2 separate regions of the Mus musculus genome follow, and region 1 is linked to region 2. A link is a loop called in an ENCODE intact Hi-C map of the cell type or tissue named here. Cell type or tissue: left cerebral cortex. All regions are shown on one strand.

The links. A loop is a pair of places that touch in the nucleus more often than their neighbours do. Peaks named below come from ENCODE experiments on the same cell type or tissue, not always from the same donor. Only the 100,000 strongest peaks of a DNase experiment are listed, where the experiment ranks them.
Region 1: it touches region 2 in a loop (6-fold over the local background); 17 of 42 quality-filtered maps call a loop at or near these places.

Annotation. Positions count from the first base shown.
Region 1 is chr17:56,950,009-56,952,508 of GRCm38, reverse strand. No RefSeq gene overlaps it. Among named protein-coding and RNA genes, the nearest start is that of Mllt1, 16 kb to the right of the region's middle. In left cerebral cortex, a CTCF peak has its summit at 1,376 (motif pointing right); a DNase peak (open chromatin) is centred at 1,380.
Region 2 is chr17:56,896,265-56,898,764 of GRCm38, reverse strand. Mllt1 (myeloid/lymphoid or mixed-lineage leukemia; translocated to, 1) reads left to right here. Exons shown (of 12, transcript NM_022328.2): 7 at 1,298-1,385; 8 at 2,448-2,500. Among named protein-coding and RNA genes, the nearest start is that of Acsbg3, 22 kb to the right of the region's middle. In left cerebral cortex, a CTCF peak has its summit at 954 (motif pointing left); DNase peaks (open chromatin) are centred at 941 and 2,033; H3K27ac peaks cover 1,306 bases.

The sequences.
Region 1 (2,500 bases), 54 kb before region 2:
AGTGCTCTTAACCACTGAACCATCTCTCCAGCTCCCTTCTGTCTATTTTCAAACCTAGATATTCTTCAGCTGTGTCCCCTGGATGGGTTCCAGTATTAAGAGATGGTGGTGGTACTGTGAACGTATGATTTTTTTGTTTTTGTTTGTTTGTTTTTGAAACAGGGGCTCTCTGTGTAGCATTGGCTGTCCTGGAACTCTCTCTGTAAACTAGGCTGGCCCCAAACTCACAGTGATCTACCTGCCTCAGCCTTCCCAGTGCTGGGATTAAAGGAATGTGCTATCGCTGCCAGCAAACTTGGGCCTGAGGGAAAGACGTCGTGTTTGATCCCCTAAAGTTAAGAATCTCACTCAAAGAGCTTCTGAGGTAGGGGATGTGAGGAACACCTGTACTGATGGTTCTATTTGTCTTTTCCCCACATACAATGTTCCTCTGCTATGAAATCGAAGGTTATCCCAGCACTCAGGAGACTGAGGCAGGAGGATCAGGAGTTCAAGGTCACACTCAGATACACAGTGAGTTCATAGCCAGCCTGGGCTACAGGAGCCTGTCTCAAAAAAAGGAAAGAAAGAAAGAAAGAAAGAAAGAAAGAAAGAAAGAAAGAAAGAAAGAAAGAAAGAAAGAAAGAAAGAAAGATGGAAGGAAGGAAGGACAAAAGGAAGGAAAAGAAGGAAGGAAGAAGAAAAGAGAGAAAGAAAGAAAAAAATAGAAATATCACCATGAAGCCATACATGCCTGACCAGGTGTGACCTGGGAGGCTGAGGCAATAGCCTAGGCTGGCCCAGAACTCACTATGTAGCACAGGCTAGCCTCAAAATTACAGCACCCTTTTTTTTTTTTTTTTTTTTTGAGACAGGGTTTCTCTGTGTAGCCCTGGCTCTCCTGGAACTCACTCTGTAGACCAGGCTGGCCTCGAACTCAGAAACCTGCCTGCCTCTGCCCCCCAAGTGCAGGGATTAAAGGCTTGTGCCACCACTGCCCAGCCACCCTTCTATCCTAACTTCTAGGGTTCTAGATGAATAGTCATGATTTACTATACACCACTTTTATTTATTTATTTATTTATTTATTCATTTTGCAAAACCATCTATAGCTCTTATGCAGAGGAATGTCCCAGTGAGCTCAGCATCAGGGTTAACCTGGGCCAGGTCTCTCATAGTGGGCCACTGGGCTCTTCTCCAGCTAGATCACACGTTCTCAGCATCAAAGGACCCTGTGGACATTTGTGACAGTCGGAAAACTGAGAGACACAAGAATACACTGGAGATCAGAAAGCAGGGTCTCAAAAATTCTCCTGAAGGACCATCTACAAGGTCAAATAAAAAAAAATTAAATGTGATAAACGGGGAGTCAGACTCTGAGGTGTGACCAAAAGTGACCAGTAGAGGGCGCTAGCAGCAGGCACATGCAGGGAGTCAGCAGGTCCTGCAGGTTAGTGTCCCAGGCTGGACCTCTAACCAGACTAACCTTTGCATCTAGTTTCACTATTTGGAAATTGGGGGCCATGTGGCAAGAAGATGTTGGACAGATCTGACAGGATTAGTTACATGTACTGGCTAGTTTTGTGTCAACTTGACACAGCTGGAGTTATCACAGAAAAAGGAACTTAAGTTGAGGAAATGCCTCCATGAGATCCAACTGTAAGGCATTTTCTCAGTTAGTAATCAAGGGGGAAAGACCCCTTGTGGGTGGGACCATCTCTGGGCTGGTAGTCTCCGTTCTATAAGAGAGCAGGCTGAGCAAGCCAGGGGAAGCAAGCCAGTAAAGAACATCCCTCCATGGCCTCTGCATCAGCTCCTGATCCCTGACCTGCTTGAGTTCCAGTCCTAACTTCTTTCAGTGATGAACAGTAATGTGGAAATGTAAGCTGAATAAACCCTTTCCTCCCCAACTGCTTCTTGGTCATGATGTTTGTGCAGGAATAGAAACCCTGACTAAGACATTACACCTGCACCAAACCCTCAAATGGCCTTTTGCTCTTCTGTCTCCTCCTCCCTATCTCTCTCTCCTCTCCTCCACTCCCCCTTTCCATCTTTCCTTCCTTCTGTTTGAAACAGGGTTTCAGGCTGTCCCTAAACTCTCCATGTAGCTGAGGATTACTTTGAACTCCTGATCTGGATGGCTCAACTCTTAGTTTTAGTATAGGAGGTCTGTTTCCTTGGGCCTGGCATGTTATGGGCTTCTTTTATCAAAGCATGTGGGTTACTTACACACACATACAACACACCACAGAATAACAGGTAAGCCATGTGGTGGTGATGTACCCTCTGATCTCAGCACTCCGGAGGCAAAGGCAAGTAGATCTCTATGAGTTTCAGGCTGTCCTGGGCTATACAGAGAATCCCTGTCTCATAAAAAAAAAGAATGATTTATTTATCTATCTTTTTTGTTTGTTTTTGATTTTTCAGAAGAAGAAGTTTCTTTGTGTAGCCTTGACTGTCTTGGAACTAACTCTCTTTGTAGACCAGGCTAGTCTTAAACTCAAAGATCTGCCGCCCTTTG
Region 2 (2,500 bases):
ATTCCATTAGTCCTTGCCCCTCAGGTCACTGTAGAGACGGTGGCAAGTGGTGTGCAGACCACCACAAGCCCACTGAGGCTCCTGGTTTGTGCCTGAGCCTAGTAGGTAGGACATTGATCCAAGCAGGGACCTGTAGAGCCACTCCCATATAGGTAGGGAAATTGAGGCTTGAATCTAGAGCCTGCCCTGACCTGGAGCAATGCCAGATAGCAGCCGTTTTTCATCACTTTGTGCCCAGGGAAAACTAAGAGGTTGGGTGTGTGCAAGGGAGGGTGCCTTGGCTCCAGGACTGGTCTGTGAGGTTCTACCCTGAGAACTTCACAGTGGGCAGACTTATGGGTGCCTAGGGCAGGTTCCCTCAGCACTCCCGCTGACCAGTAGGAAGGTAGTGAGAAGAAGCCATACACACACAGCTGGGCTCCAGTGGGCTGGGCTCCAGTGAGCCCTGCATAGGGCAGTTTCTTCCTTCAGTCTGGAATGTTCCCTCCCAGGCAGGCCGCTTTGCCCAAGCTAAAGTCTTTTGTAGGCAAGCACTTCCCTATCCCTTGTTCTGGGCAGGGCTGAGGGCTGACTAGCTCTGGATCCTGGGCTCTCCCACAGTGGGCATGTCCTATTCCCACCCGACCCTGTGACCCGGGGAAGAGAAGGGCTGTAGCCACTCTGCCCCAGGGCTAAGCTCAGCTGTCCCTGCTGCTTGTTCGCATCCCACCTGCTGGTATCTGTAACAACTGTGTGTGTGTCATGGCCACATCCCCAACACCATGTGTAACACACATGCTACAGCACACACCACACACAGTGCACACACTGCACTTCACACACCACATGTCATGCGCACACAAACGCACACGCACACACACACACCTGCCTCCCAGTATTCACTGAAGGGCTCACTCACACAGTGGAAGCCTCCTGCCTTGTGTGATGTCCAGGCTGTCACTGCCCCCTGGTGGCTAAGTTCATCCCTGTGCAGCTACAGGAAGACCAGTTAAGGTGTGCCCTGCTCCATGGTGTTTGTGGCAGACAGTCCTGCCATCACTCCTGTGCGGCTGGTGGGTGGTGGTGAGGCTTGGGTAGGATTTGGGCTTTTGGTCATTGTCTGAACCCCCAGTAAGGCAGGCAGCTTTACTGAGAATTCTGTGTTTCCTGTCTTCACCAGCCTCAGGCTCTATGTGAGCTGGGGCAGAAGGCTATCCTGGGTGCCTTGAACTGTTTGGCCCCTTCATTACCCCCTCCTCTGACCTGCAAGATGACAATCTCTTCTTTCCCTCTTGTGCTGCCCTGGCGTGGGCTGAAGTCGGCCCAGTCAAGCCCAGCTAATGCCAGCTCCAGCTCTGACTCCAGCTCTGACTCAGACTTTGAGCCGTCTCAGAACCACAGCCAAGGTGGGTCCGAAGGGGAGCTGGAGCTGGTAGAAGGGGTAGAGGTAGGAGACACAGGAGTGGAGGCAAGGCAGTAGGCCTGGCCTAGGGAGGAGCACAAATGAGCCAGGGAGAGGATCAGGCTAGGTCTGGTCTGCCTGTTGCTTCAGAAAGACTGAGCCTGGGTTTGCACCCCTGGGCTGAGTGCCCCTGGGCCAGACCCTCCTTTGGGCTGGCATTCCTTTCCCCTGTGCTGACCTCAACACCCAGGAGGCAGTAGAGGCCCACGCTGTCAGCTCCTGGTGGTCTAGGATTTGTAAATGGCAAGTACTTGTGCTCGCCCAGAAGCCTGCTCAGTCCCTGGGGTTCAAAGACCTGCAGCTATAGAAACCTACTTCCTTCTGATAGACTCACTCAGCAGTGCAGGCCCACCCTGTGCCAGCCCATCAAATGGCAGCCTGTGTGCTGGGCCTGGCTACTCTAGTGGTTCTCCCCAGGGAGGGACTGGAAACTAGGCTGGCTACTGTAACCAGCCTCAGAGGAACCTTTGCCTGCCTCCCATGGTGTCAGCCTTTTCGGGGGGCAGGAGCTTGGCTGGGGGATGGCATTCTTGAAGCCTATACTCTCCAAGGTTTTTATCTGCTGGATAGGGAACCAGCTGAATCGACATCATGTGACCAAGGTAATTGAGGGCTTTGTGTCCCTCTGTTGCCTTGGCAACAGGAATATAAACCAAGATGCCATCTGTAGGGGACTGGAACTGGGTGCCTCTGGAGAAAAGGGAGGACGGTGGACCAGAGCACCATGTAGGGCTACTGAAATACTGGGCATCCTCACAGAGGGGTGCAGGCTGTGCGGGGACTCTGGTCCTTGCTGGCCCACTTGGGTTCTGAGCCTTTGGCTGCTGTGATGGAGGGATCTTACAGGCCACTAGCAGACCAGGAACCTGAAGCCTATGAGGAAGGCCAGGAAGGTAGGGGTGGGGAACCTGCTGTTGGCCAGAGGGACCCCACAGGTGGTGATGAGTCTGGGGTGGCCCTGGGGGAGGCAGCCAGAGGCTCAGCTCTCCCCTCCATTTGCCCTCAGGACCCCTGCGCTCCATGGTGGAGGACCTGCAGTCTGAGGGCTCTGATGAGGAT